Regions from separate parts of the Homo sapiens genome. Here region 2 is linked to region 1. Evidence: read pairs that join two places in POLR2A ChIA-PET (ENCODE). Cell type or tissue: HepG2. All regions are shown on one strand. Links, peaks and the distances in the headings refer to the core of each region. The heading gives the core; the rest is flanking DNA. Region 1 holds the start of FAM167B (family with sequence similarity 167 member B). Region 2 holds the start of LOC105378629 (a long non-coding RNA gene).

The links. ChIA-PET counts read pairs that join two places held together with the same protein. Peaks named below come from ENCODE experiments on the same cell type or tissue, not always from the same donor. Only the 100,000 strongest peaks of a DNase experiment are listed, where the experiment ranks them.
Region 2: POLR2A ChIA-PET joins it to region 1 with 13 read pairs; 13 of 35 experiments call an interaction of 5 or more read pairs at or near these places.

Annotation. Positions count from the first base shown.
Region 1 is chr1:32,241,229-32,256,746 of GRCh38, reverse strand. FAM167B (family with sequence similarity 167 member B) reads right to left here and starts at 9,525. Exons shown (of 2, transcript NM_032648.3): 1 at 9,065-9,525; 2 at 7,891-8,376. The coding sequence starts at 9,325. The coding sequence ends at 8,146. LCK (LCK proto-oncogene, Src family tyrosine kinase) reads right to left here and starts at 5,482. Exons shown (of 13, transcript NM_005356.5): 1 at 5,376-5,482. It also overlaps the pseudogene MTMR9LP. RefSeq lists enhancers at 2,300-2,399, 6,130-6,219, 6,270-6,479, 6,670-6,879, 8,108-8,267 and 3 more and silencers at 3,080-3,129, 3,190-3,269, 3,290-3,389, 15,375-15,518. In HepG2, for the core only: a CTCF peak has its summit at 8,390; DNase peaks (open chromatin) are centred at 5,936, 6,516 and 8,386; H3K4me3 peaks cover 1,115 bases.
Region 2 is chr1:32,343,282-32,358,799 of GRCh38, reverse strand. LOC124903949 (a long non-coding RNA gene) reads right to left here. Exons shown (of 2, transcript XR_007065661.1): 2 at 9,701-10,394. LOC105378629 (a long non-coding RNA gene) reads left to right here and starts at 6,936. Exons shown (of 3, transcript XR_947157.3): 1 at 6,936-7,190; 2 at 7,462-7,546. LOC124903933 (a long non-coding RNA gene) reads right to left here and starts at 7,198. Exons shown (of 3, transcript XR_007065642.1): 1 at 7,145-7,198; 2 at 5,998-6,088; 3 at 1-5,344. RefSeq lists an enhancer at 5,151-5,665 and silencers at 6,870-7,389, 9,318-9,612. In HepG2, for the core only: CTCF peaks have their summits at 6,716 and 7,528; DNase peaks (open chromatin) are centred at 6,399, 6,739, 7,269 and 9,309; H3K4me3 peaks cover 1,598 bases.

The DNA.
Region 1 (15,518 bases), core at 4,472-9,471:
GGCTTAGGCTGCTGCTTGTGGATTAAAGGAGCTGGCCTATTGACAAAAATGTAATGGGTGAGGTAGGACGATTGCTTGAGACCATACATAGTGTGAGTGCAGCTTGGGCAAAATAGTGAGATCTTATCTCCACACACTTTTTTTTTTTAAGACAGAGTTTTGCTCTTGTTGCCCAGGCTGGAGTGCAATGGCACGATCTCGGTTCACTGCAACCTCCACTTCCCGAGTTCAAGCAATTCTCCTGTCTCAGCCTCCCAAGTAACTGGGATTACAGGCGCCTGCCACCACGCCTGGCTAATTTGTTGTATTTTTAGTAGAGACAGGGTTTCACCATGTTGGCCAGGCTGGTTTCAAACTCCTGACCTCAGATGATGCACCCACCTCACCCTCCCAAAGTGTTGGGAGTTTAGTAGAAACCCCATTTCTACTAAAAATACAAAAGTTAGCCGGGCTTGGTGGCATGTGCCTATAGTCCCAGCTACTTGGGAAGCTGAGGCAGGAGAATTGCTTGAACCCGGAGACAGAGGTTGCAGTGAGCTGAGATAGTGCCACTGCACTCCAGCCTGGGTGACAGAGCAAGACTCCATCTATAAATAACTAAATAAATAAATAAATAAATTGTATTGTTATTATTATGTTTTAATAGAGACGGGGTGTTGCTATGTTGCCCAGGCTAGTCTTGAATGCCTAGTCTCAAGAGATCTTCCTGCCTCAGCCTCCCAAAGTATTGGGATTATAGGCATGAGCCACTGTGCCTGGCCAAGAATTTTTTTATAATTAGCTGGGCATGGTGGTACACATCTGTAGTCCTAGGCTACTCAGGAAGCTGAGGTGGGAGAACCACTCAAGCCCAGGTGTGTGAAGTTACAGTGAGCTATGATCACACCATGTGCCCCAGCCGGGGCAACAGACTGAGACACTGTCTCAAAAAAAAAAAAAAAAAAAATAAATTTAATGGGTACCTCCTATGTGCCAGATTCTGACCTAGAGCTGAGGATGCAGAAGTAAGCAGACAGAGAGCGTCCCATGCATTTGGCCCTGCCCTCTGTGACAGAGGTGGGTGCCCCTCTGGTGGGTCACTTCATTTTCACAGGAGGCTATAAGGCTTGTAGTTAGCTCACTGATCAATAATATCTGTGACTGCCGACAACATGGCCGCACATGACAGCAACACTTGCCAGGAAGTAACATTTCAAAATCACCACCGTTAACCATTTACCAAGCTAACGTTTAGTGAAACAGTTAAAAGGATGAGGTATTTTGTATTGACATGTATTGACACGGAAAGACATCCCGCATACACCATGGCAAGCAAGTTGCAGAACAGAATGCAGAGTATATGCCTATTTGCATTGACATATGTATACAGGGGATTCTTTTAAATAAGCTCTGTGCTAAGCCTTTATTTGCATTATTTCATGTAATTCTCATAATAATCCTATGAAGTGCTATTATTATCCCCATTTTACAGATGCAAAGACTGAGGCCCAAACCAGGTAAAATGATTTGTCTGAGGCCTCATAACAAACAAATGAGCAGTGGAGTTGTGAAGTGAGTCCCGGTCTGCCAGCCTGCAGAGACTAGACTTAACCTCCATGTTTTTCAGCAGCCATACATGGGAAAATCTGGAAGGACACACACCAAATTTTTCACGATGGGCATATCCCAGAAGTGGGATTGGAGGAGGCTGCATTTCTTGTATTTCTTTATATGCCTCTTACTGTTTGAGTTTTAAATTTTATTTTTTTTTTAAATAATTAAATAGAGATGGGGTCTGCCTATGTTGCCCAGGCAGGTCTCAAACTCCTGGGCCCATGTGATCCTCCCATCACGGCCCCCCAAAGTGCTAGGATTACAGGTGCGAGCCACTGTGCCTGGCCTGTTTGAGTGTTTTTAAAACAGCAATGTGCTAATTTTGTAATTAGAAACAAAAACAGCCGGGCGAGGTGGCTCATGCCTGTAATCCCAGCACTTTGGGAGGCTGAGGCAGGCGGATCACCTGAGATCGGGAGTTCAAGATCAGCCTGACCAACATGGAGAAACCCCATCTCTACTAAAAACACAAAATTAGCCGGGCGTGGTGGTCCATGCCTGTAATCCCAGCTACTCGGGAGGCTGAGGCAGCAGAATCACTTGAACCAGGGAGACGGAGGTTGCAGTGAGCCAAGCTCGCACCACTGCACTCCATCCTGGGCAACAAGAGTAAAACTCTGTCTCAAAAAAACAAAAAACAAACAAACCAAAAAAACCCCACAAAACTTAGCCAGACATGGTGGCACACGCCTGTAATCCCAGTTACTGGGGAGGCTAAGGCAGGAGAATCACTGGAACCTGGGAGGTGGAGGTTTACAGACATGCACCACCATGCCTGGCTAATTTTTTGTATTTTTAGTGGAGATGGGGATTCACCATGATGGCCAGGCTGGTTTCGAACTCCTGACCTCAGGTGATCCACCTGCTTTGGCCTCCCAAAGTGCTGGGATTACAGGCGTGAGCCACTGCACTCTGCCGTGTTTATTTTTTAGAGACAGAATCTAGCTGTGTCACCCAGGCCAGAGTGCAGTGGAGCGATCACAGCTCACTGCAGCCTCAAACCCCTAGCTCCAGATACTTTAAAATCAACACTGAGGTTGATTGTGAGAGGCCCCATTACTGGATGGTACCTTGGTCCCACCTGCTCCTCACCACCTACCCCACCCCACCCCACTGAGAATTACTTTCACTGAATTGAGCTTGGCCTTGAAGCCATCAGCTCGTGGGTGTGTGCATGGAGTTATAGGATGTAGTCTGTGTTTTATGTGTAGCCCCTGCCCTGCCTCTGAACACATCTGTACACGTAGATTTTCCCATGATATGTATGGTGTTTTGGCTTGTGTGTGTGTGTGTGTGTGTGTGTCTGTGTGTGGCTGCGTGAGAGACCCTCTTCTAAAGTAGATCCCATGGCCCCGCTCAGAGTCCAGCCTGCCTGAGTTCTCACACTCCTCACACTGTATACAGGAAACAGGCTGATTTGCAAAGCCACACCACAAGTGTGAGGGAATGGGTGGTTCACTGGCCCACCAAGGTGCTGAGTGGGCATAATTTGGGTGTGGACAGCCCTCCCTTTGGTGCATCATTTGCAGGGGGAGGGAGTGCCCCACCTCCCTTAAACACCTACTATGTGCTGGCCAGGTGCGGTGGCTCATGCCTGTAATCCCAGCACTTTGGGGGGCCGAGGTGGGCGGATCACGAGGTCAGGAGATCGAAACCATCCTGGCCAATATAGTGAAACTCCATCTCTACTAAAAATGCAAAAATTAGCTGGGCATGGTGGCGCGCCTGTTAATCCTAGCACTTGGGAGGCTGAGGCAGGAGAATCACTTGAACCCGGGAGGCATTTTTGTTTGAGATGGGGTTTCGCTCTGTTGCCTAGGCTGGAGTGCAATGACTCGATCTCTGCTCATTACAACCTGTGCATCCCGGGTTCAAGCAATTCTGCCTCAGCCCCCTGAGTAGCTAGGATTACAGGCACCTGCCACCACGCTCGGCTAATTTTGCATTTTTAACGAAGACAGGGTTTCACCATGTCGGCCAGCCTGGTCTCAAGCTCCTGGCCTCAAATGATCTGCCCGCCTCAGCCTCCCAAAGTGCTGGGATTACAGGTGTGAGCCACCGTGCCCAGCTTGATTATTGCCTCTTTACAGATAAGTAAACTGAAGCTCAGAGAGAGAGATGAAGCCACTTGCTCAAGGAAATGGTCCAGCGGAATTGTGACTGGGTCGGCCTGTCTCTGAAATGCACATTCTCTGCTCCACACCACACCTGTGGGCTCTCTGGCCTTTGGTCTTGCTCTGAGGTCTCTGCCCTCGTGGTACCCAAGGAACAGAATCCAGGGATAGTGACCTTGGCTTCATGTCCTACGCACTCTTGAAAATGGGTCTTTCTCCTTCTCAGAACTGTCTTGACTCTTGCAGGAAGCTTTCCAGATCTTAAGAGACACCTTCTCCCCTCCTCTGAACCAATGCTCAGCCTGTTCTTGGCCCTTGTCCACTTGGCCCTTCTCTCTTTGAGAAGAGCCTCTGTTCCTGGGGCCCAAGAGCAAGGGACCCTGTCTGATTCGTCTGTCAGCATAGGGCTGGGTGGAAGGAACTGCTCATGCCTGTCCAGGGTGAATGACCCTCCCTGAAGTGCGAGGAGAGCCACCATGTTCCCTAGCCCCCACAAGAGGCTACAGGACTTGGAGCTGTAGACAGGAGAAAGGCTGGGACCAGCTGACTAGGCGGAAAGTGTGTGTCAAGAAAAACTCCAACGAAGCAGGGGAAACCTGGAAATCTGGCTGAGTGAGGACTTCCCAAAAAAATTAAGGCTCAGAGTTAAAAAGTGAGGAGGTGAGCAGGTAGCAACTATGCCTCCCCAGTCTCTCTCCACCTCCCTGGGGTTTGAAGCAGGAATCAGCAAAACCAACTGGCCCTACACAGGCAGGGCTGAAGCGGGAGGGAGCCAGGGGCGAGGGGAGGACATCCTGCTGTGACGCTTGGCAGGGGCAGGAATGGTGACTTTCCAGATGGAAGTTCAGCGCTTCCTCACCCAGGACCAACTGCACCCCTGTCTGGGATAAAAATAGTACTTCCTCTTCCTTTCTCCCATCATTCTCTTTCACTTCCAACTTCCCATACTCAGATCAGATATGTCCATCCACCCTGGAGCTCCATCCCAGATGATGGACACCCCCACACATATCAGTTCACGCCCATCAGGAGATTCTTCCCTCGATCGCTGAGGCTAAAATCACTCCTCGCATGTCCATCTGGATGCCTTGGGTGATCTCTGTCTCTCTCTCTCTCTCTCTCTCTCTCTCTCTCTCTCTCTCTCTTTCTCAGGAGATTCTTGTCACTGGGGTCTGCCCCAGAAACCAGAAGGATTCCTGGGTCCTCTGAGTCCAGCCTGTCCATCACCCTGCTCCAGGCGGGGTGGCCACAGCCTCAGCCATCACTCTCAGCCCTGCCACTGCCTTGCTGAGAAACCGTGGGCAGTGAGTGCCTTGTTCTCTCTGGGCCTCAGGAGCCTCATCCTCATGGCCTGAGGGACTGGGCTTGGTGGTTTCTGGAAGCCTTTTTAACACCTGACTGTCCATGTGCCTGGTGTCCAGGAAACACGCTCCCAGTCAGGTGGGGCCACTGGTGGACAGCACGACAGAGGCAAGCGACACCAGCTTCGCAGGAAAGAGGCGACCCAGCTACACTGCCTGCCTCCCACCTGACCTTGAGCGAGGATCTTCTCTCCCCAGCCACAAAGGGCTGCTGCATCCCTAGGGAGCCTGGGCCCGCACAGCTGCAGCCGTCTGCTATCAGGCCTCTCACCCCGGCGCCTGCGCCCCCAATACCAGCGCTCCTTACCTGCCCAGCCCGGGAGCCCTCTGGCCCCATTCACATGGTCCTCCTGGCCTAACCTGGCTGCCTGGACAGTCTCAGCTCCCTTCGCCGTCGTAGCCACCACCTGTCTCCCCGCGCCCACGTCCCACCCTGACTTCCTGCCTCCTCCGGAGGGCTCCGCAGCCAACCGGGCCCCAGCAGCCCAACCACAACCCTCTAGCACGCCAAGCTTCCTGCCACCATAGACCCCTGCCTCTCAGCCCCTGGGGGTCCCCTACATCTCCAGACCAGGTCCATCTTCCCCTACTGTCCCAGGGTGACACTGGGAGGTTTAAAGTTGAGGGGAGGATGTCTGATAGACCCTCCCTTCTGCCCTCCAGGGTGCATCTGGGCAAGAGATTCAAGGGCAGCCTTTGGGCCCAGTGAGCAGGGGGCAAGCGGACACACACTCAGCTTATGGTGAGAGGCAAACAGCACCTCAGCACCACCGTTGCAGCTGAGAGACCCTTTTGTTTCTGTCTGGCAGCAAAGGTAGCATCGTTCAGAGTCAGAGGAGAGGACAATATCCCTGTTAAATAGCTGGTGAGCAGACCATGCATGTTACAGTCAGGTCAGGCCGAGAGAACAATTCCCATGTCATCTCAGGGCATGGAACAGTAGCTTTATTATAGTCAAGGGTAGGTGAATGGCAGGCTACCATCCCTCTTACAGACAGAATGCTGGAAAACAGCCTGTTTCAGGAGGCAGACAGGACAACCTCATGTCTTCAAGAGGGCATAGTAACGGCCCCTGCTGTAGTCAGAGGCCAGGACAACACCCATTAATCATGGTTGGAGAGTAGGGCAACAGTTCGAATTCAGGTAGAGGCAAGGCCACAGCCCCTGGCAGAGGTGGAGGGCTTGGCACTATCTCCTGCAACAGGTGGAAGACAGAGCAAACAGGGCCGCTCAGGCCCCCAGGTGCAGGCCACAGACTGTCAGGACTTTCTGTTATAAGCAGGAGGCAAGAAGATTGTCACGAGCAGCAGGCAGGCAAAGAATTTCCATTTCCCCTGGGGCCAGGCTGAGGGGGCACCCATCATTAGCTGAGGGCCAGGTCACCAGTGATATGAGGAACTCCAGGTGGCCTCATCAGGTCCAAGAACTCGGCCTTGACCCCACCAGGAGGAAAGTGCACATGCGTCACTGCCTGAGTGAGCTGGTAGGGGGAGGGGAACCCACAGAGCATTGTTGGGGCTTGTGAGGTGGAAGCGATGCTGTGTGCACCTCAGCTGCAGAGAGAAGTGGGGGCAGGAAATAGGTGGGGGGAAGAGGAAGCCTGAGTTGGAAAGTCAGACAAAGAGGGTAACACAGAAACAAAGGCTGAGAGAGACAAAGTGAAAAACCTTCACAGTGACACAGAGCCTAGAGTTGGAGCTCCAAGCCTGGTGCAGGGCCCAGACTCCCTTGCAATGTAAGCCTGAACACTTCACGGTCCATCTCCCTGTCTCAGCACAGAGTAGAAAGACTGCCGCGCTGGGAGTGAGTAATAGTTCATATTCACTGAGCGCTCACTGTGCACTATCTCCCGTAAGGCACATCTGCTGCCTGTGGAGTGAGAATCAGCATCTCCATTGTGGAGGTGAGGAAACAGACTCAGGGGTTAAGGGAGCTCCTCAGGGTCGAATAGAAATAAACGGTGGCTCAGGCCTGTAATCCTAGCACTTTGGAAACCCCAGGCAGGTGGATCACTTGAGGTCAGGAGTTTGAGACCAGCCTGGCCAACATGCTGAAACCCTGTCTCTATTAAAAATACAAAAATTAGCCGGGCATGGTGGCGGGTGCCTATAATCCCAGCTACTCGGGAGGCTGAGGCAGGAGAATCGCTTGAAATCGGAAGGTGGAGGTTGCAGTGAGCCAAGATCGCGCCACTACTCCAGCCTGGGCGAAAGAGTGAAATTCCATCTCAAAAAAAAGAAAAAAAAAAGAAAAGAAAAGAAAGGAAATTAGCTAGGCGAGGTGGTGGCCACCTGTAATCCCAGCTACTTGGGAGGCTGAGGCAGGAGAATCGCTTGAAATCAGAAGGTGGAGGTTGCAGTGAGCCAAGATCGCGCCACTACTCCAGCCTGGGCGAAAGAGTGAAATTCCATCTCAAAAAAAAGAAAAAAAAAGAAAAGAAAAGAAAGGAAATTAGCCAGGCGAGGTGGTGGCCGCCTGTAATCCCAGCTACTTGGGAGGCTGAGGCAGGAGAATCGCTTGATCCCCGGAGGCGGAGGTTGCAGTGAGCTGAGATTGTGCTACTGCATTCCAGCCTGGGTGACAGAGTGAGACTCTGCCTCAAAAAAAAAAAAAAAAAAAGAAGCAGAAGAAATAACAACAACAAAAAGAAATAAACGGGGTAGCTGGCTTTGAACCCATGTCTCTCAGATTCTGCATTCTTCAGGAGCCCAATTTACCTAAGTCACCTCCCATGGGCCTGCAGTGAACTAGGGTGGTCCCAGTGACAGGCGACATTCAGATAGCGGCCTTGGGCCTGAATAAACGACTGCAAGAGACCTTGATGGGAACCAGAGAAAGCGTTTATTGAGGAGTTTGAGGGTGTGAGCTCCTCCTCCTCCCCCTCCCAGCTGGGTCAGCAGAGGAAACAGGATGCTGGGGTTTTGCACTCTTGGAATTCAGCTCTCAGAAACCTGAATGTTCCTCCTCCCCCGCCAGGAGCTGGTGCCTCTGGGGCACCCCTCCCTTTCCTCTTCCCAGGCAGGCAGGGGAAGCGGCATTGGGAGAGGGGGCGGGGAGTCGGGGGGCACAGGTGTTCCTCAGCAGAGGGTGAAGCGCCGGGCGCTGATGTTCATGCGCGTGAGGCCCAGGTGCCGCAGCAGCGGGGCCAGGGCTAGGCCGGCCCCGGGCTCCAGCTCCAGCTCCAGCTCGGCCTCATCCAGCAGCTCCTGGTGCAGGTGACAGGCTTGGTCCATCTTCAGTCGGTGCAGCTGGGCCCGCAGCCGCAGCAGCTGCCCTGCCAGCTGCCTGTCCTGCGCCTGCATCTCCCGCTGCGGCCGAGAGGGGGCGTGAGCCTACTGGACAGGCCCTCGGCCGCGCGCCGTTTCTCCCTTCCTGGCAACGCTGGGCCTTTGCACTGACTGTGTCCTCCCCAGCCCCCTCTCACCTCAGCTTGATCTCTCCCTATCTCCCAATCTGGCTTCACCTGGTGGTTCTCAAACCCAGCTAAGGAGTCATTATTAAGCAAATCCAACTGCCTGGGCCCCATCCCAAATCAACTAAGCAGAATCTCTGTGTTGGAGCCTGGGTATCTTTATATTTGCACATGTTGAGTTGGGAGCCACCTACTGAAACTTCACCTCTTCAGAATCTGCCTGCAGCATGGCCAGTGCCTCCTTTTGCACTTCGCTGTATCTTTAGGCCATAGAAAGTCCCAGAGTAGGGGAGGCTGTGTATTTCCCTATTTATAATGGTGCCCCACACCCCCCAACACCAGTGCTCTGTCCCCTAAGCAACAGGAGCACAAGGTCAGTAGATTGGATGGAATCCTTCTTCAGCAAGCCTCCCTGAATACAACACTGGACAAGTCCATTCCCGGCTCCTCAGCCCAGGACACCGGAGCGGGCGGTTGCTGGAGGCAGGGTCCATTCTCATCCCTTCCCCATGCCTGTGGTCTTGGACCCTAAGGAGGACCAGCCTGAAGGCCCTGGGCAAAGCTGCCCACCCCACCAGACTCACCAGCTCCCGTCGGAGCCACTCAAGGGCGGAGTCCATTGAGTCGAAACCACAGATGTCCCCAGGTCCCCCTGGTCCAGGTTTGGCTTGGGCCCTGCGCCAGGCCTGGCTCTGGACCTGGGCTGTCCACTCCAGATATGAGGGCCGCCGAGTCTGCAGCTGCAGCTTGGCTGTCAGTGCCTTCACAGAGTCCAGGCTCTCCCCCTCCTCATCCTCCTCGTCCTCTTCACCCACTGCCTGGAATTTCAGTAGCCCCAGGGACATGGCAGGTTTGAGGTGAGTGACAGGGCAGGGCTGCAGCTCTGAGATTAGGGAAAGGCTGGCAGTATTGCCCAGGGAGAGGTGGCAGAAGTTGAGGGTGAGAAGAGCGTGCCAGGGAGTGTGTGGTGGTCAATGTTCAAGGTGGGTTAGGGGGGCTGAATGTGCCAGGGTGAGTGAGCAGATGGGTGTGTGAGGCCAAGTATGCAAGGGCTGGAATTTTCCTGGACTGCTAACTTGGGAGCCACGTGATGCCCATCTGGGTGGGGGCCGGAGGAACCCTGCTCCTCTGGCCCTTTGGATGAATTTTATTGTCTTTGCCCAGAAGGAGACACCCAATTCCCAGAAAGGAAGTTGCTCCAGGATGAGAAAAGCATCATTCATACCAGAGTCTTGGCCCTCCTCCCAAGACTCATGTTAAGGGAGCTGAGATCAGGAAGGAGGCTGCCTAGCCACCCCTTGTCCTTACTCGTGACACCAGCCCTTCAGGAAAGGACTAGCCTCCAGGGCCCTGGCCTGGGAGTCAGGAGACCTGAGTTCTAGTGCTGGCTCTGCAGAACCTTGGGCAAGTCACTGACCTTCTCAGAGCTCTGTTGGGACAGATGAAGGATTTCAAGCTAATACTCTAAGGAGCCCTCAAGGGCTGCCTGCAGGAGAAGGACAGAGCTGTGGATGGGCTCCTTGCCTTCCATCTCCCTGCCCCTCCCAGGGCTTCAACCAGAGCAGTTCCCTTTTTTAAACTTTGTTTTCAAACATAACATACACACAGAAGGACAGGTGCAGTGGCTCACGCCTGTAATCCCTGCACTTTGGGAAGCCGAGGTGGGCGGATCACGAAGTCAGGAGTTTAAGACCATCCTGGCTAACACGGTGAAACCCCGTCTCTACTAAAAATACAAAAAATTAGCCGAGTGTGGTAGCATGCATCTGTAGTCCCAGCTACTTGGGAGGCTGAGGCAAGAGAATCGCTTGAACCCGGGAGGCAGAGGTTGCAGTGAGCCGAGATCGAGCCATTGCATTCCAGCCTGGGTGACAAAGCAAGACTCTGTCAAAAGAAAGAAAGAAGGAAAGAGAGAGAGAGAGAGAGAGAAGGGAGGGAGGGAGGAAGGAAGGAAGGAAGGAAGGAAGGGGAAAGAAGTGTAACATACACACAGAAAAACTGTACATATCATAAATGCATGGAGACACGGTGGCTCACGCCTGTAATCCCAACATTTTGGGAGGCTGAGGCGGGCAGATCACCTGAGGTCAGGAGTTTAAGACCAGCCTGGCCAACATGGTGAAACCCTATCTCTACTAAAAATACAAAATGAGCTGGGCGTGGTGGTGCATGCCTGTAATCCCAGCTACCCAGGAGGATGAGGCAGGAGAATCACTGGAGCCTGGAGGCGGAGGTTGCAGTGAGCCAAGATCACACCACTGCACTCTAGCCTGGGCAAAAAGAGCGAAACTCCATCTCAAAAAATAAGTAAATAAGTAAATAAATGAATGTATGGCTCGATGAATTCTCCCAAACTGAACACATCCATGTAACCAGCACCCAGATCAAGCAACAGAGTATTACCAGCACCCAGGAACCGCTGTTAGCCTCCCATGTGCTCCTGGCCTGTCACTAATCTAAGGGTAACACCACCCTCATTCTAACAGCATAGTTTTCTCTGTTTATATGCCTTCTAGTGGTTCACAAACTTTAGCATGCATCAGAATCACCTAGAAAGCTTGCTAAGATGGCTAGGCCCCACCACCCAGAGTTTCAGATTCAGTATGTATGGGGTGGGGCCTGGTAATCTGCATTTCTACCAAATTCCCATCCCAGCTGCTGCTGCTGGTCTGGAATTTTACAATTTATGCTTTTTTTTTTTTTCGAGACAGGGTCTTGCTTTGTTGCCAGGCTGGAGTGCAGTGGTGGGATTACAGCTCACTGCAACCTTGAACTCTTGGACTCAGGTGATTCTCTTGCTTGACCTCCTCAGTAGCTGGGACTTACAGGGCCAAGACCCCACACCCAGCTAATTTTTTTTTTTTTTAAGTTTTTGATAGAGATGAGGTCTTCCTCTGTTGCTCATAATGGTTTTGAACTCAGCCAGGCGCGGTGGTTCACGCCTGTAATCCCAGCACTTTGGGAGGCCAAGGTGGGTGGATCACGAGGTCAGGAGATCGAGACCATCCTGGCTAACATGGTGAAACCCCATCTCTACTAAAAAAATACAAAAAAATTAGCTGGGCATGGTGGCAGGCACCTGTAGTCCCAGCTACTTGGGAGGCTGAGGCAGGAGAATGGCGTGAACCCGGGAGGCGGAGCTTGCAGTGAGCCGAGATTGCGCCACTGCACTCCAGCCTGGGCAACAGAGTGAGACTCCGTCTCGCCGGGCGCGGTGGCTCACGCCTGTAATCCCAGCACTTTGGGAGGCCGAGGCGGGCGGATCACGAGGTCAGGAGATCGAGACTCCGTCTCAAAAAAATAAATAAATAAATAACAGGATTGAAAGAGGATGAGAAAGAAAAAAAAATTAGGGCATGGTGGCACATGCCTGTGCCCAACTACCTGGGAGACTGAGATGGAAGGATTGCTTGAGCCCAGAAGGGCAAAGCTGCTGCAGTGAGCCCTGATCACATCACTACACTCCAGGCCTGGGTGACAGAGGCCGACCTGTCTCAAAATAAAAAATTAAAAAAAGGCTTCTGTATCTATGAAGTACCATTGTTTTATTCCTTTATTCTTTTTTTCTTTTCTTCTCTTTTTTTTTTTTTTTTTTTTTTGAGAGAAGTCTCACTCATCCCCCAGGTTTGAGTGCAATGGCTCAATCTCGGCTCATTGCAACCTCCGCCTCCCGGGTTCAAAAGATTCTCCTGCCTCTGCCTCCCAAGTAGCTGGGATTAAGTTGCCTGCCACCACTAATTTTTGTATATTTTAGTAGAGACGGGGTTTCGCCATGTTGGCCAGGCTGGTTTCGAACTCCTGACCTCAAGTGATCCACCCACCTCAGCCTCCCAAAGTGCTGGGATTACAGGCGTGAGCCACTGCGCCCAGCCTATTCTTTTCTTTTTTATTTTTTTGAGACGGAGTCTCACTTTGTCGCCCAGGCTGGAGTGCAGTGGTGCAATCTAGGCTTACTGCAAGCTCCACCTCCTGGGTTCATGCCATTCTCCTGCCTCAGCCTCCCAAGTAGCTGGGACTACAGGTGCCTGCCACCATGCCCCGCTAATTTTTTTGTATTTTTAGTAGAGACAGGGTTTCACCGTGTCAGCCAGGATGGTCTTGATCTCTTGACCTCGTGATCCGCTCTTCTTGGCCTCCCAAAGTGCTGGGATTACAGGTGTGAGCCACCGTGCCCGGCCTCTTTTTTTTTTTTTTTTTTTTTTAATGAGACGGGGTCTCACTCTGTCACCCAAGCTGGAGTGCAGTGGTGCAATCTCAGCTCACTGCAACCCCCACCTCCCAGGCTCAAGTGATCCTCCCACCTCAGCCTCCCAAGTAGCTGGGACCACAGGCCCATGCCACACCTGGCTAATTTTTTGTGTTTTTGGTAGAGTTGGGGTTTCACCATGTTGCCCAGGCTGGTCTCAAACTCCTGGGCTCAAGTGATCCTCCTGCCTCGGTCTCCCAAAGTGCTAGGATTATGGCCATGAGCCACCACTCCTCTCCCTATTCCTCTATTCTTTTTCTTTCTTTTTTCTTTTCTTTTTTTTTTTTTTTTTGATACAAGTCTCACTCTATTGCCCAAGCTAGAGTGCAGTGGCGTGATCTCAGCTCACTGCAACATCCACCTCCTGGGTTCAAGCAATTCTCCTGCCTCAGCCTCCCAAGTAGCTAGGACTACAGGTGCGAGCCACCATGCCTGACAAATTTTTCTATTTTTAGTAGAGACAGGGTTTCACCATATTGGCCACGCTGGTCTTGAACTCCTGACCTCAAGTGATCCGCCTGCCTTGGACTCCCAAAGTGCTGGGATTACAGGAGTGAGCCAACTCGCTTGGCTTTTTTTTTTTTTTTTTTTTTTGAGGCAGAGTCTTGCTCTGTTGCCCAGGCTAGAGTGCAGTGGTGCGATCTCAGCTCACTGCAGCCTCCGTTTCTCGGGTTCAAGGGACTCTCCTGCCTCAGCTTCCCGAGTAGCTGGGACTACAAGCACATACCACCATGCCTGGCTAATTTTTGTATTTTTAGTAGAGACCAGATTTAGCCATGTTGGCCAGGCTGTTCTTGAACTTCTGGCCTCAAGGTATCCACCCACCTCAGCCTCCCAAAGGGTTGGGATTACAGGGGTAAGCCACCGCACCCAGCCCTATTCCTTTATTCTCAATTAAAAAGAAAGAAAGAAAATAAATAAATAAATAAATAAATAAAATAAGCTGGGCATGGTGGCTCATGCCTGTAATCCCAGCACTTTGGGAGGCCATGCAGCAGGAGCATTGCTTGAGGCTTGGAGTTGAAGACCAGCCTGGGCAAAACAGGGAGACCCCCATCTCCACAAAAATATTTACAAAAGAAAAAGAAGACGGATGGATGAATAGATGGGTCCTGTGGTAAATCAGCTCAGCTCTCGTCCTGCAATTTTACCAGCTTAATTGTGTCTCTTGCCAGACTGAAAACCCTGTGAACAGAATCTTCCCCAGTCATCCCTGGGCCCCAGCACCAAACACAGGGCCCAGCTAACTCACTGTACAGGTAATACACACTTGCTGAAACGATGGTGGATAGCTGATGGGGTTCTTGAGGTCTGGACTCAGCCAGAAGTGGGCTGCACAGAGGGCGCCCTCAGGCAGGGACTTCCAGCTGCGAGGTCGAGGAGGGACGCCAGCTACACAGCTGCAGCATTTAAGGTGGACCAAAGGATTTCCCCAACCCAAGTTTCTTATGTATGGGAGGAAGTAGGCAGTTCCCAGTTTCACACCCACTTTCCAGCCCTTCCACCAGGGTATGGTGGAAGAGATAGTTATCTTTCTTCCTTTCCTTCCTTCCTTCCTTCCTTCTTTCTTTCCTTCCTTCCTTCCTTCCCTCCCTCCCTCCTTCCTTCCTTTCTTCTTTCTTTTCTCTTTTTTGACGGAGTTTGCTCTTGTTGCCCAGGCTGGAGTGCAATGGCGCTATCTCATCTCACTGCAACCTTGGTCTCCTGGGTTCAAGCGATTCTCCTGCCTCAGCCTCCCGAGTAGCTGGGATTACAGGTGCACGCCACCATGCCTAGTTAGTTTTGTATTTTTAGTGGAGACGGGGTTTCATTATGTTGGCCACGATGGTCTCGATCTCCTGACCTCGTGATCGGCCCGCCTCGGCCTCCCAAAGTGCTGGGATTACAGGTGTGAGCCACCACGCCTGGCCAATTTTTTGTATTTTTAGTAGAAACAGGGTTTCACCATGTTAGCCAGGGTGGTCTCGAACTCCTGACCTCAGGTGATCCGCCCCGCCTCGGTCTCCCAAAGTGTTGGGATTACAGGCCTGAGCCACTGCGCCCAGTCTTTCTTTCTTTTTAAAGTTAGCAGTAGTGCTAGCACCTCAGGGCTTGAAAAAACAAAAATACAAAAATATTGAGTGTCTCCTGCAACCCAGGCACAGGGTTAAGGACTTTAGGCAAGATTATTCTCCCCATTTCACAGACGATGACATGGAGATTTGCTTATAACAGTCTCTGGCCAGGGACCTCGCTAAGAAATATTGGCAATATGAGGGGAAATTCCTGTGAAACTGTGATCCTTTCCTCTGAGGGGCCTCCTTAACAGCTGTCCAGACGGCGTCGCCAGCTGCCCAGGCAGTTCCTATCCCTTTCGGAGCTCCAGCCTGCCCCTCCTGACGCTCTCAGAGTCTGGCCTTCTGCTGGGCCCCGGGTCTCTCACTGGCAGAATGGAGTTCTCGGAGCTGATCCATACGGGCTGAGCCCAAGCAGAGTTTCTACGGGGCCCGGAGGCGCCCCCGCTTCGCGGCACGGTGTGAGTCACCGTCCACCACCTGCTCCTGTCGCCAGGGCCCGCGTCCTCTCCGGACCTGTGGCTGCTGCTGTTGCGTAGCGTCGACTCCTTCGAGAAGCAGTGAGACGTGGCGGGGTGGGGGAGGGTCCCCGGGGTTGGGGAGCGCGCGGCTTGGCGGAGTAGGGGGCACGGCCAGCGCAGTCAGAGCTGGCGCCCTCCTGCGTAAGCCCAATCCGGGAAACTCGTTGCCCCTCTCCTGGGAAAGGAACGTCCCTCCCCAGGGTTGCGAGTGACTCGG
Region 2 (15,518 bases), core at 5,350-10,349, 100 kb before region 1:
GAAACTCAGTTCATCAATTTTCATCAACACCTTCCTGGGCCATGCCTGGTACTGAGAACCCAGCCCTGAATCTGACATCATTTTCCCTTTCAGAGCATAGAATGCAGGGGATCCAGGAATGGGTTAACAGAAGAGAAGCTGGATCAAGGAGACCTTTGCGTACCAGGTGAAGGAGTTTGAACTTTGTTCTGCAGGCAGGCAGAGCACGACAGGCTCCTACCTGGGTCACTTCATTCTCCTATTTCTCTTCTCTTCCATCCTGTTCTGTTTCTTCTTACTCCTTTCCACTGGAAGAGCCACTGGCCGAAACTAGTGCTGAGTTCAAGTCCTAACTCTGCTGTTTCTCTAACTGTGCAGTCTTGAGCTAGTTACTTAGCCCCTCTGAGCCTCCATCTTCAAATCTGTTAAGTAGGGCTAATTGACACCTGGTAGAAAGTTTCAGTAAGGACCTGTATGTATAGCACCATGCAGGAATCACTGCCAAAGCTACCACTTGATAAGCAAGAGAGACTGCTACGGCTGCTGCTCCTACCTTTGGCTTCAAGGGACAGCAGACAGCCAGACAGCCAAAGACACTGTCCCCAGGGGTTGGGTGATGTCCAGCCCTGAAGAGGGCTGAGGAAACCCTCTTGCCTCTCTCTGCCAACTTCCTAGCAGTTCTGTTCAGGAGCCTAAGAACTTGGTGGGGGGATTGGGGGCAGGGGAATTTCCAAGGGAATCCCCAGGTGGAAAAGACAGAGCTGCCTCCCTCACCCTAAAGGTTACATCTGTCCCCGGACCCCAGTGCAGGACCCAATGCAGATCCCAGCCTTACTCTCTGGGCCTGAGGAATGGGGAGGGGCCAGGCAAAGGGGGATGCTCCAATCACTGCCTTCCCTGACTTATTTCCCAGACACCTTATTAGCCAGCCCCTCCCTAAGGGACCCCCTTTTAGAAGGAGGGGGCGAAGTACAGATGGACCCCCCAGGTTACCATGGAGACAGCAGGGAAAGGGTTGCTGTATCACCATGGCAATAATCGACGTCAGCGCTACCCTTTCCCATCGCTTGATATGAGAGGGGGACAGCCACCCCAACCACAAGCAAATCCCCCACAAATCCTCCTCCTCTTACTGAGCCAATCAACCAGGGGGGTCGCCAGACTTAATATAGCACAGGAGTTAAAAGCACAGACTCTGATGTCAGTCAAACCTTGGTTCAAATCCTCACTCTGCCTCATCCTAGCCGTGTGAATTTGAGCAAGTTCTTTAACCCTTTGAAGTCTCATAGGTGCCATGGGAATAAATAAGCTATGTGCCTCCAAGGATTACATGAGGATGACATGGGATCATGCAGGTAACAGGCGTGGGGTGTGCCTCACCCGAACTGTACATTGGCATTAGGGACGGTCAAGAATCCTACTCACCACCTTGAAACTTGTCAGGGGATTGTGGACCTCCAGATACAGACTCACACCCCCTAGAGGGCCCCCAGGACTTACAAGGACTGGGCCTCAGGGTTTGAGCATCTCAGGATTTGGGGATCTCAGAGTGGTCCCGGAAACAGTGGAATTTCCAGGCTCTGAGGAAACCCCAGATGCCACTTTCCCTGAAACCTCATCACATCCGGACTCGGACCCAACTTTCCCTTCTCCTCCCCTCTGCCTTGTCCTAGGCCTTATTAGCAGCCTTCTACCTCTTAGGGGCCTCCATCTGCTCTTCTAAGAAAAAGGATGGGTGCCCAGGCATGGTGGCTTATGCCTGTAATCCCAGCACTTTGGGAGGCTGAGGTGGGCAGACCTCTTGAGGCCAGGAGTTTGAGACCAGCCTGGGCAACATGGCAAAACCCTGTCTCTACAAAAAAAAAAAAAAAAAAATAGCCAGGCGTGGTGGCACATGCCTGTAGTCCCAACTATTTGGGAGGCTGAGGCGGGAGGATCACCTGAGTTCAGGAGGTTGAGGTTGCCATGAGCCAAGATCATGCCACTGCACTCCTGGCTGGGCACCAGAGTGAGACTCTGTCTCAAAAATAAAAAAGAAAGGGAAAGAGAGAGAGAAAGAAAGAAAAGAGAGATAAAGGAAGAAAGGAAGGAAGAAAGAAAAGAAAGAAAGAAAGAAGAAAAGGAAGGAAGCAAGGAAAGAGAAAGAAAAAGGAAAGTAAGGAAGGGAGGAAGGGAGGAAAGGAGGGAAGGAAAAAGGAAAGGGAAAGGAAGGAAAGAAAAGAAAAAGGATGAGGCCAGTGCAGTGGCTCACACCTGTAATCCCAGCACTCTGGGAGGCTGAGGCAGGTGTATCTTTTGAACACAGGAGTTCAAGACCAGCCTGGACAACATGGCGTCTCTACAAATTAAAAATATTAGCCGGGTGTGGTAGCGTGTGCTTGTAGTCCCAGCTACTCAGGAGGCTGAGCTAGGAGGCTCGCTTGAGCCTGGAAGGTCAAGGCTACAGTGAGCTGAGATCATGTCACTGCATGAATAAAAGAAAAAAAGATGGCCAGGCGCAGTGGTTCACACCTGTAATCCCAGCACTTTCGGAGGCCGAGGCAGGCAGATCACAAGGTCAGGAGTTCAAGACCAGCCTGACCAAAATGGTGAAACCCCGTCTCTACTAAAAATACAAAAATGAGCCAGACATGGTGGCGTGTGCTTGTAATCCCAGCTACTCAGGAGGCTGAGGCAGGAGAATCACTTGTACCCGGGAGGTGGACGTTGCAGTGAGCTGAGATCGTGCCACTGCACTCCAGCCTGGGTGACAAAGCGAGACTCTGTCTCAAAAAAAAAAAAAAAAGAAAAAAGACAAAGGATGGATGAGGGACTGCAGGTACGGTCACCACAGGGATATGGGTGGTCCAGTTCCCACTGCCCTCTCCCACCCACCATTAGGGTAGGAAGACCAGAATCATTCTCATTCCCTCCCTCTTCCCTGACTCCAGTACAGGCAACCACAGTTCAGTCTGCCCCAAATCCACTGCCACTGCCCTGAGTCAGGCCCCCCTTACTACTCACCCAATTATCCCGGCAGCTCCCTGCCAGGTTTCCCTCCTTCCTTCCTCAATTGATTCCTCCAATCCAGAATTATTTTATAAAGACCACAAACGCAGCTGGGTCAGTCTCCTATTTAAACCTCATCAATGGCTTCTTCACATCACTTGTGCAGCCACACTGGACACCTTTCAAATCATCACAAAACATTCCTCCTACCTTAAGTACACCATCCCTTCTGCCTGGAATAGCTTCCCCTGACCCCACAGATCACCCTCAAAGACAGTCCCCCTGACCACCATCCTTAGGGCCTGCATGGCCACTGTGTTGCCTTCAGTGTCCGTATCTATTCCTGATCTCAGCTTAATGCCTGTCTTCCCCATTACATGACAGGGGCCAGGGGCTGGACTGTCCTCCTCCTGACATCCCCAGGATCTAGAACAGGAGGGCTCAGGAATCTGCAGATTAGACTAGTTTGTGAATGACTGCTTGCGATGTCCACAGAGGAGAGGCCTTGGTGCTGTGAGGAGAAGAAATAGCAGAGCCACCTGCCTGGCTGGGAGTTTGGAAATGGCTCTCATGAGGAACGGACGCTTGAACTGAAGGATGAGAAGCTGTTACCCAGGCAAAGACTGAGGAATGCCCCAATACTGGGGTTGGCAGGGGCATGGGTTGGGTGAACTTGATGCTAAAGACATGGTGCAGGGAGACATATTCCTATGTTGGAAAGACACACCCAGCTGCCCTATAGGAACAGACCACACAGGGGATTGAGAGTGGCAGCAGGGAGACAGGTCAGGAGGCTGCTGCAGGAGGTGAAAGGTGATGGGCCCTTGGCTCAAGTGTTGGTGGCGGAAGTGGAGAGAAGCTATGGGATTTTAGGTACGTCCTGAAAGGACAGGTTTTCATAGCTGCTTGAGGATGAAAAGGGTGAGAGAAGCTGGGCACAGTGGCTCACACCTGTAATCCCAGCACTGGGAGGCCGAGGAGGGTGGATCATGAGGTCAGGAGTTCAAGACCAGCATGGCCAACATGGTGAAACCCCATCTCTACTAAAAATATAAAAATTAGCCGGGCATGGTGGTGCACGCCTATAGTCCCAGTTACTCAGGAAGCTGAGGCAGGAGAATTGCTTGAACCCGGGAGGCAGAGGTTGCAGAGAGCCGAGATTGCACCACTGCACTCCAGCCTGGGCGACACAGCAAGACTCTGTCTCAAAAAAAAAAAAAAAAAAAGGCGAGAGAGGGCAGAATCTAGAACCAAGTCCAGATTTCAGGTTCAGACAACTGGGAGATGGCTAAGCTGGGGAACATGGAGGGAGGGCAGGTATGCAGCCTGTTTCCTGAGAGGTGGGACATCCAGCAGGAGGGGTCCAGGAGGCAGGTGTGGGGTTGGGGAGAGGGCTGGACTGAGAAAGAGACATGAGTTTCTGACATGGGCTGGATGCTGAAGGCATGGGAGCTGATGAGACTCCCTGGGGACAGACTGTAGCAGGCCTGGGAACAACCATGATTAGGCAGTGAGCAAAGGATAAGAAATTTGCCATGTGGCAGCAACCCATAAGATAGCAAGAAAATCAAAAGTGCACAGTGTCCAGAAATACAAGGGCCTAAAAGTATCTGAAAGAGGAAGGAGTATTTGTGTCAAAGCTGGCCACTGCTAAGGGGTCAAGGCAGATAAAGACTTTTAAGCATCCCTTGGATTTAGCAACAAGGAGGTCAGCAGTGACCTTGGCAGGCTGTTCCTGTGGAATGGTGGGGGAGGAAGCCAGATTGCAGGGGCTGAGTGAGGAAGTAGAAACAACGTGTGTATACAACTCCTTCAAGAATGCTGGCTGCAGAGGGGAGCTGGCGAAGGATGTGGAGTTGAGGGAGGGCTTTCTTTTTTTCAAAGATATGAAAGACTAGAGCCTGTTTGTCTGCCTATGGAAGAAGCCATCAGGGAGGGTGAGGCTGAAGATAAGGAAAAATGGTTGAAGACAGGGAAAAAAGGAAGGGATTAAGGGAAGGAGAGTCCCCAAGGAGGAAAAACATTAAATTCCCAAATATGGCTGCAGAACTTGGGGGGCAAGTCAGGGCCTGTACTGGGCTCTGGGGGCTCAGAACAGCTGCCCACTCTCTCCGGCAGCCAGTGTGAGTCACTGGGGGGGAAATAGCCCAAACTGGCAGTGTGGGAAGGGGAGCTGGGCCAGCATGTTCCTTAGGATCCCCAGGGGTCAGGGAGGAGCAGGGCCCAGCCTGGGCTCTGAGCCCTGAACCCCATGCTGAGCTGGACAAGGACACACAGAAGGGTTGTCTCACCTTTTGTAGGAGCAGGCAGAGTTGTAGAAAGCCTAGGTTTTACTTTTGGCTTTTCACTGCCCGATTGTGAACCTCAGTTTCCTCTTCTGCAAAAAGAGAGGGTTAAACAGATCAAGGGCTTTTCAGTTTTGGGGAAGGAAAGTGTCAGGACTTTGCTGACAGTTTAGGGAGTCCTGGAGCCCCAGCAGCCTCCTGAACTAGAGTTGGCTGAGGAGCTGCCATTTAAGCATGCATAGAATTAGGGAAAAGGCTCCCATGAAAGCCATGGGGAGCAGGTCAGGGTGTGCCTAAGCCTGGGAGAAGAGGAGGCCCTTTGAGGCGTGATTTGTGCCTGAGCACACCATCAGGAGTGTGGGAGGCCAGCCAGGAGTGGTGGCTCATGCCTGTAATCCCAGCACTTTTGGGAAGCTGACTGGGAGGGGGGCAGATTGCTTGATCCCAGGAGTTTGAGACCAGCCTAGACAACATGGCAAAAGTCTCTACAAAACAAAGCAAACACACACACACACACACACACACAAAAATTAGCTGTACTTGGTGGTGCAGGCCTGTGGTTCCAGCTGCTGCAATCCCAGCAATCCTCCAGCTAATGTAGGAGGACTGCTAGGGCCCTAGGAGGTCGAGGATGCAGTGAGCAGTGATTGTGCCACTGCACTCCAGCCTGGGTGCCAGAGTTGAGACCCTGTCTCAAAAAAAAAAGAAAAAAGAAAATAAAAAAAGGTTGGGCATGGTGGCTCACCTGTAATCCTAGACTTGAGAGGCCAAGGCCGGTGATTCACTTGAGCTCACGAATTCAAGACTAGCCTTGGCTACATAGTGAAACCCTGTATCTACAAAAAAATACAAAAAATTAGCCAGGTCTGGTGGTGAGTGCCTATAGTCCCAGTTACTTGGGGGGCTGAGGCAGGAGGATCGTTAGAGCCTAGGAGGTCGAGGCTGCAGTGAGCTATGATCGCCCCACTGCACTCCAGCCTGGATGACAAAGTGAGATCCTGTCTCAAAAAAAAAGTGTGTGAGCAGGGGCTGGAAGCCCTGGGTGGGATGAGGAAGGGTTTCTCCAATGGGCAGCTGACCTTCCTGTCCCTGGCCCCCTCCTGCTGCCTCTGTTTGTCCTTGCACTTCTGTCCTTGACCCTGGGGAGGAGTGTCTCTGGGGAACCTGGAGATCTGGTGACCAGCCCCCTCCCACTGAAGCGGCTAGTGGGGGCAGACTAGACTAGACCTCACGAGAGAGACCAGCTCTGCCCCCAACCCCTCTGCCAGCTGACGCCTCCTGGCCTTCTGCTAAAAACAGCCGGGCCCGGGGGGAATATGGGTTTTCAGGCCTCCCCCTCCTCGCCCAGGCAGGTATTAAAGAGAGGCCGAAGTCGGGCCAGACCGGCTGGACACCATGCTATTCACCGAGACTGCTCACTTCGTGGTGAATTTTCTTCTGTCCCAGTGAGGGGGCCCGAGGGAGGGCGCCAGCTGGATAAAGCGCCCTGGTCTGGCAGCTGGGGGAGGAGGCACTCAGGTCCTTGGGAAGGCGCCAGTGGGGGCCTCCAGTCCCTTTCCACGTCCCTCTAAATCGACCAGGAGTGACCCCGGCCCGTGCCCTGCCTCGTCCGATCGGAGGCAACTTCCTCCTCCCCGCCTGTCGTGTTCTCCTGGGGTGACCGCTGTCCCATCTCCCCCGCAGGCGGCCCCAGGCCACGGCCCCGCACCGCCTGGACCAGGAGTTGTGTTTCTGGGGCAGCCGGGGCCCGGTCTTGCCGGCGCCCGCCGCCCGCCGCAGCCTGGGCGACTACTGGCTGAGCCCGCAGCGCCGCCACCCTCCGGGTGCCGCCTGGCACTGGCCCGCACGCAACCTGTTACTGCTGCCCCCGGCCACCGGCCTGGCCGACGTACCCTCGGCGCGCTGGCCCAGCTGCTACGGCGCGCGCCCGAGACTCACGTGAGTGCGCCGGGAGGGGCGGGGCGAGGGCCCGGGGAGTAGACGGGGTGACCGGGGCCTATGCGAAGGGGCGAGGTCTAAGGAAGGGGCGGATCCAGAGCCGAGGATCCGGGCCTGGGGGCGAGGGGAGGGGGCGGAACTGGGTGGGAAGGGCGGGGTCTGAGGGCGACCGGGAGCGGAAGGAAGGGGCGGGGCTAGGCGGAGTGGGCGCAGACCCGGAGGGAAGGGACACTTGCCCCAATCCCGTCTTCCCGATTTCCCTTCCCTCCAGGTGGAAGCACCGGTGGCAGAATATTAACTACTATTTTCTGGGCAAAAGGAAGCGACATCTAGTTCCCTTGCGCCCGTGAGAGCCGGTGAGGGGCGTGGCCACAGGGGGCGCTGTAGGTGGGCGGGGGCTCGCGGAGGGGCAGGTCTTGGGCGGGGCCTAGCTAGAGGCGTGGGGGAGGGGCGAGGCCCGAGCACGAGGTTGGCCTGCTGCAGTCGCGGCCTGCGAGGCTCCAGGACCCTGTGCAGATGAGCCGCAGTCAGAGGGGCCCCGAGTGCAGGGCGTGGTCTTTGCAGGGTTATTTTTCCCCGCTCTTCTTGGGCTGACACAAACATACTTTTAAAAAGATTGACAAATTTGACTATGTTGAAATTTCTGTTTGTCAGGAGACATCCCCAAAAAAGTAGAGGAGCCCCAAATAGGACTCCTCAAACATAATACCAGCTCTGTGCCCAGTGCAGGGAGTCGGGGACCAGGAAAGTGGTGCACTCGGGTGGGCACCAACTGGGTCAGAGCAAAGGTGACTCCAGCCCTGGGCCTAGAGGCGAAGCTGAATGACCAAGGGAAGGGAAGCTCGGGGTCAGTTTGAAGGGCCCTGTCGTGGTGATCATCCTGTGTGTCTGTGTTCACATTTCGGTGCATCTCTGAAAGTCTGTACCACCTCTGAGTGTGGTTCTGTTTCTGTGTGTTCTATCTCTGATCTATGTGTCTATTTAGTCAACGAATATTTATCAAGGGCTTGGCCAGGTGTGGTGGCTCACGCCTGTAATCCCAGCACTTTGGGAGGCTTAGGGGGGCAGATTGCTTGAGGCCAGGAGTTCTAGACCAGCCTGGGCAACATGGCGAAACCCCATCTCTACTAAAAATGTGAAAAATTAGCTAGGCGTGGTGGCGTGCACCTGTAGTCCCAGCTACTCAGGAGGCTTAGGTGGGAGAATCACTTGAGCCCAGGAGGCAGAGGTTGCAGTGAGCCAAGATCGCACCACTGCACTCCAGCCTGGGCAATACAGCAGACCTTGTCTCAAAAAAAAACAAAAACAAAACAATTATTTATCAAGGGCATGTTTTAGTGATTTGTGACAGGTTTATACACTGAGTTAATCACTGGGTTTACACTGGTGAAGCAAACAGTTGAGGTCCCTGCCCTCATGGAACATACATTCTGGTGGGGAGACAGGCCATAAACTGGAGAGAGAAACAGTGTGTTATGTTTGAGAAGAACAGGGCTGGGTCAGGTGCTACTTGATATGGGATGGGCAGGGACTTGGTCTTTTCTTGAGGGGGCAGGGGGACGGAGTCTCGCTCTGTCGCCCAGGCTGGAGTGCAGTGGCGCAATCTCGGCTCACTGCAAGCTCCGCCTCCTGGGTTCACGCCATTCTCCTGCCTCAGTCTGCCACCACGCCCGGCTAATTTTTTGTATTTTTAGTAGAGATGGGGTTTCACCATGTTAGCCAGGATGGTCTCGATCTCCTGACCTTGTGATCTGCCCGCCTTGGCCTCCCAAAGTGCTGGGATTACAGGCGTGAGCCACCACGCCATGCCGGGACTTGGTCTTGTTCACAGGTCTAGAACAGTGCCTAACACATAGCTGGGGCACAGTAAATGCTGAGAGAATGCATGTGTTGTCGGGAGGTCACTTCTGAGGAGGCAAGTCTTAAACGAGGCTAGCAAGGATGGTCAGCCGCTTCCAGAGCTTGGGAAGAGTGTTCTTGGTGGACGGAACAGTGTAGTCTTGTTGGTAACCACTTGCCTCTGGCTCTCTGTGCCTGGAGAATAGTGTTTCTGTGTCTTTTTTGTTTGTAGTCTGTGATCCTGGGAGCCCTGGGGCCAGTTTAAACAGGGCCCCATCAGGGTCTCTGGAAGTGAGGTCACTGCCCAACAGATTCACCCCACTGGCTAACTCTGGCTTAACTGGCTGGGCCTGGCCATTCCCCTGGAAGCAACTCCTCCCCACAACAGCATCAGTCCCACGACCTCTGGCTCCTTCCCAGGGCAGCATCCTGCAGTCCGGAAGGAAGTTCTTCGTCCTGTCTAACCACAGACCCCGCTGAGGCAACCCCAGCCTTTTCCTCTTATTCTGCCTTGTGGGCAGAAGGGAGGAGATGGGCTGACCCTTCAGCAACGGGTCCTGGCCTAGACGGAGAGCCCAGTAAAGACCTGACAGAGTGGGGGTGACAACACCCTGCAGCCTCGGGGAAGTGAACTTCAAAGGGCAGAAATAATCACTCATCTCAGAAGCTTCTTTGGCATCCATTATCTCATTTAATCAATTAACACCTACTTTATAGACAGAAACTCAAGCAGGCCCAGGGAGGGAAAACAGTGGCAGAACTGGGACCAGAATCCAGGCCTCTTGATAAAATAGTAATAATTAATATTATTGCACATATACTCACTGCCAGGTACTGTGCTAAAACTTTGCATGCATTTTCTTCTTTAAGCCTCATCACATCCCCATGAGGTGGGTACCCTCATTATTCCTGTTGTCCTCAGATGAGAAGGCGGAGGCTCAGAGCTGTCAAATGACTTGTCCAAAGACACCCAGGCAGTTCATGGCAGGACAGAATTTGAGCCCAGGCAGTCTGGCGTGCTCAGCCATGCTCCCTGTGCCCTGGGATTCGGGAGGATTGTCACAGATGTCTACTTTCCAGGGACTTGGGGAGACAGGCTTCAGGCTCTATCACATGATGATCCTGGGGCCGACTTGTGCCAAGGCTGGGCTGGGAGGGAAGATGGCCTGGACGCACAGCGTAATCCTGAGTCCCCTCTCTGTGGATGACGATGAGTTACCTTTGCCCTCCCTCCTGAGATCTCTGTGGTTCTGCCCTTCATTCTCCAAATAAAATCGCTGTGGCCTCACTCTGGCTATCTCTACTTTGAGGGGATGATCTCGGTTTTTCCCATTGACACACACTGAGTTGACCAAACCTACAGGGCTGGAAGAGATTCTGCCATCACCTCTTGACCTTCCCACCATGCCCACCCCACCCATGAGCTCCTTGGGGGGATAATGGATGAAAAAGGCCTGGTTCCTCCTCTCCTGACTCTCAAAGTGCCACAGAAAGAGGAGACATGCACCAGCTGAGTACAGTGTCACAGGAAGGTGACATTAGTTTGGAGCACAGTGGGTCATCTGGTGGGTCAGGAAAGTCTTCTGGAGGGGTCCCTGGAGCTGGTTCTTGACAGGTGGGCGGGCACTGGGGTGCACATGCCCAGGGAGCTATATTCCAGGCAGAGGGCACAGCGTGGAGAAAGGTTTGGGGATTTGTGAGACTGGCAGCCAAGCGGGCTCTCCCTAAAATGAGGCCAGCCAGGGCATAGCTTCAAAGACCTTGAAAGCCAGTACAAGGGGTTATCCAGGCAGAAACAGGGAGTCATGAACAGGTTTAAAGCAGGGGAGGGGCTGGGTGCGGTGGCTCACGCCTGTAATCCCAGCACTTTGAGAGGCCGAGGTGGGTGGATCTCTTGAGGTAAGGAGTTCGAGACCAGCCTGGCCAACACAGTGAAACCCCGTCTCTACTAAAAATACAAAATAGCTGGGCATGGTGGCGTGCACCTGTAATTCCAGCTACTCGGGAGGCTGAGGCAGGAGAACCACTTGAACCCAGGAGGTGGAGCTTATAGTGAGCCAAGATCACGCCACTGCATTCCAGCCTGGGCGACAGAGCGAGACTCTGTCTCAAAAAATAATAAATAAATAAATAAATAAATAAAGCAGGGGAGGGGTGCGGTCTGGCGATTGGTCCCTGGCTGTCAGCTAGGTCTGAGGCCTCAGGCACCTGTCCTTGCACCCTCTCTTACCCACTCTCCCAGGTCCTGTCCAGGACTGTGGCCTTGATGGGTTTCCCCCAAGCCTCCGTGCAAAGGTCTGGCAGAGGTTGCTGATGGCTAGAGGAAAGAGCTGCCCTGACTCATCCACTCACTGCTCAACAGGAGCCCCCCTCCCTCACCCACATAAGACCCCCCTATGGGCCAGGCACTGTGGCTGACGCCTATAATCCCAGCACTTTGTGAGGCTGAGGCAGGCAGATCGCCTGAGGTCAGGAGTTTGAGACCAGTCTGGCCAATATGGCAAAACCCTGTCTTTACTAAAAATACAAAAATTAGTGGTGTGGGGCACCTGTAATCCCAGCTACTTGGGAGGCTGAGGCAGAATCACTTGAACCCAGGAGGCGGAGGTTGCAGTGAGCCGAGATCACACTACTGCAATCCAGCCTGGGCAACAAGAGCAAAACTCTGTCAAAACAAAACAAAAGAAACAAAAAAACCCTATGATCCATCCCCTGCCCTTTACGGGGCTCTCAGTCAAAGAAACAGGTGAGACTGGCAGCCAGGTGGGCTCCACCTCAAATGAGGCCAGCTCAGGGCAGCCCCATACCCAGCTCTCCGGAGCAGCAGCCATGTCCCTCCCTCCTCCAGCCCCTCTCCCTTCGCGCAGAACCTAGTCCCCATCTCTGGGGCTCTCTGATCCAGGAATGTCTCTAGACTTCATCCTCTCCTCCTCTACCCTGTTCCCTCGCCTAGTTCAGGCCACCATTGCCTTTGTCTGGACGAGTCCATTGACTTTTCCCTGGGTTTCCTGCCTCCAACTCTGTCCTCTCTGATCTGTGTCCACTGGGGCCTGTTTGTCTGTTTTACAGGTCCCTATGGGACATCCAGGGTGACCTCCAAGGTCACCGGGAGTTCTGGACAAAGATCTAGGCTGGAGATAGAGACTTCAGAGTAGCATATAGCTGAGCTCATAGATATAGGAGAGAGAAAAGACAGACAGAGGGGTGGTCGATGGTCTCATTTTTTCTCTCCAACACAGATTTCTCTCCAGGCCATAGATCTAATGACATCCCAAAGCCACCTTGGTTTAGCCTGGACCAAACCGACCCCTCTTTTTCTATGCACACACCGCTGCTCTTCCCCAGCTTCCTCCGTGGTGCTTGACACGCCCTTCTGCCCATTTTCCCAAGCCAGACCTTCGGTCCCTCTCAGCCCTCCCACCTCCCCACTCCCACGTTGAGTCCTTCCCTGAGTCCTGTGGCTGCTGCTCCTGAACGTCCCCCGTGCTCCTTCCCTCTCCTTTCCTCTGCCTTTCAGTGGCATTTAACATGGTGGATCACTCACTCCTTCCGGAAGCTGTTTCTTCCCCCAGCCTTGAGGACACCCCTGCTCCTGGCTCACTGGCCATCAGCTGATCCCCTGATGGGAGTCTAAATGTCTTCTGCCTTCTTTTTTTTTTTTCTTTTAGAGATGGGGGGTCTCACTACATTGCCCAGGCTGGTCTCGAACTCCTGGGCTCAAGCAATCCTCCCGCCTCAGCCTCCCAAAGTGCTGGGATTACAGGCATGAGCCACCGCACCAAGCCTGGCTCTGCCTTCCCTTCTTGAGCCACTCTTTCTCTCTAGTGGATCCCGTTGAGCCCTTTGGCTTCAAATTTGGGATCACCCCTGAACTATTACCTGGAGATGGAGCTTCAGGTATTAACTGCCAGCCTGATGGCTCCATGGGGATTCTAACAGGCACCTGGAACTTCAACTCCAAGGCTACCCTCTTAAGCCCCGGCACTGAGAGCAGGGAGAACCATGAGCTCAAGACACGTGGGTGCTGGCCAACTCTCCCTTCCACTTGAGTTCAGGCCCCATCATCTCTGACCTCGATTACTGCAACAGCAGGGAAAGACAGCCAGGCAGAGGGGACTGCCTGTGCAAAGGCAGGAAGGAGAGCAAGGTTATGGCTTGGCCAGAAGCCCAGAGTGTGTTGTGGGGCTCCGATAGCAAATACCTTAAATGTAAGGCTCGGGCTTGGTCCTGAGAGCAATAGGGAGCCACTGAAAGGTTAAAATCCAAGGGGAGCACATTTGTTTTTACACTTCTGTCACGCCTTTGTTCATTCCTCCCCTCGTTTACTTTGTCTGTCAACAAATAGCTGCTGAGCACCCTCTATTAGAAAGTGACCCTGAGACAGTGGAGAATGTCTGGAGGGGCAGAACTGGTTGGCAGAGAGGTCAGTGAGAAGCTGATGACGTAACCCAGCCCAGGTGAATGAAGGGTCTTCCACAGGGCGAGGCATGGAGAGGAGCAATGAGCTGAGATCAGTCCAGGTTCCTGGCTTGGGCAGTGGAGGAGGTAAGTAAGGTGTGAGAGGTGCCGAGCCCAAAGCTCAGAGCGATGGAGTCTATGGTGGGAAGAGCCAGTCCTTCCTCCTGGGGACTCTGGAAAGCTCCTCGGGAGTGGCTTGATCTGGGTTTTAAAAGAAGAGTAGGCCGGGCGCAGTGGTTCACCCCTGTAATCCCAGCACTTTGGGAGGCCGAGGCGGGCAGATCATTTGAGGTCAGCAGTTTGAGACCAGCCTGGCCAACATGGTGAAACCCCATCTCTACTAAAAATACAAAAATTAGCTGGGCATAGTGGTGGGCACCTGTAATCCCAGCTACTCGGGAGGTTGAGGCAGGAGAATTGCTTGAACTCGGGAGGTGGAGGTTGCAGTGAGCCGAGATTGTGCCACTGCACTCTAGCCTGGGCGACAGAGTGAGACTCCGTCTCAAAAAAAAAAAAAAAAAAAAGAGAAGAGTAGAAATTTAGCAAGTAGAGAGGAATGCTGGGCAGAGGAAACAGCATGTTCAAAGGCCCTGAGGCAGGACGGAGCTCAGCACTCAGAGGAACTGAGAAGCCAGTCGAGTTGAAGCTCAGCAGGCCAACTGGAGTGCTATGGCTTGAATGTGTCCCCCCAAAAGTATGTGTATTCCCCAATGCAACAGTGGTGAGAGGTGAGGCACTAGGGAAGGGTCGCTAGGGATATGAGACCTCTCTGAACAAGCAGAAGAGAAGGGGAATTTAGGCCTGGTGCAGTGGCTCATGCCTGTAATCCCAGCACTTTGGGAGGCTGAAGCAGGCAGATAGCCTGAGGTCAGGAGTTCGAGACCAGCCAGGCCAGCATGGTGAAACCCTGTCTCTACTAAAAATACAAAAATTAGCTGAGCGTGGTGGCAGGCACCTGTAATCCCAGCTACTTGGGAAGCTGAGGCTGGAGAATCACTTGAACCCGGGAGGCGGAGGTTGCAGTGAGCTGAGATCACGCCATTGCACTCCAGCCTGGGCGACAGAGCGAGACTCTGTCTCAAAAAAAAAAAAAAAAAAAAAAAAAAAGAGAAGGAGAATTTAAGGAGGGGCTGGGAGGGGACAGAAAGATGAAGTATGTGTTTGGGTGCGGGTGGGGGGCCACTCCAGAGTATATTTTTCTGGAAAAAGGCACTAAAAGGTCCCAGGAGGACACTTATGGGTTGCAAGAGGAAAGGGAGAGAATCTTCAGGATTCTGAGGAAGAGGCACATTCCTTTCTCATATAAGAAATTAATTGAGGCCAGTGGCTCACGCCTGTAATCCCAACACTTTGGGAGGCCGAAGTGGGAGGATCACTTAAGTCCAGGAGTTCTAAGGCCAGCTTGGGCAACATGGCGAGACATTGTCTCTGTGGAAAAAAAAAAAAAAAAAAGCTGGCCATGATGGTGTGCACCTGTAGTCCCAGCTACTTGGGAGGCTGAAGTGAGAGGATCACCTGAGCCCAGGGAGGTCGAGGCTGCAATGAGCTATGAATGCACCATTGCACTCCAGCCTGGGTGACAGAGCAAGACCCTGTTAAAAAAAAAAAACAAAAACAAAAAAAGAAAGAAAAGAAAAAGAAAGAAAGAAAAAGAGAAGAAGAGAAGGAAGGAAATAAGGAAATTTATTGAAGCCAAATAAATTCCCCCCTGAACAATTCCCATCCTTGGAACAGCCCAGTCAGTGCCTTCACTACCTGCCCCAGACGAAAGATGATGAAGGGGCCACAGGGCTGACTCAGGGCAATCCTAGGCTCCCAGCTCCCCTCCCCAGGGCAGAAAGAGAGGAGAGAGAGAGAGGACAAGAATGGGAAACTGTTGAGCACCAAGTTTGTGTCTGGCACCTGCCCCGGAATTTTATGTAACAGCCCTGAGGAACATTATTGAAATCCTCCAGTGTGGTCTGCACCTCAAATGCACGGGTTTTTTGGTGTGTGTGTGTGTGTGTGTGTGTGTGTGTGTGTGTGTGTGTC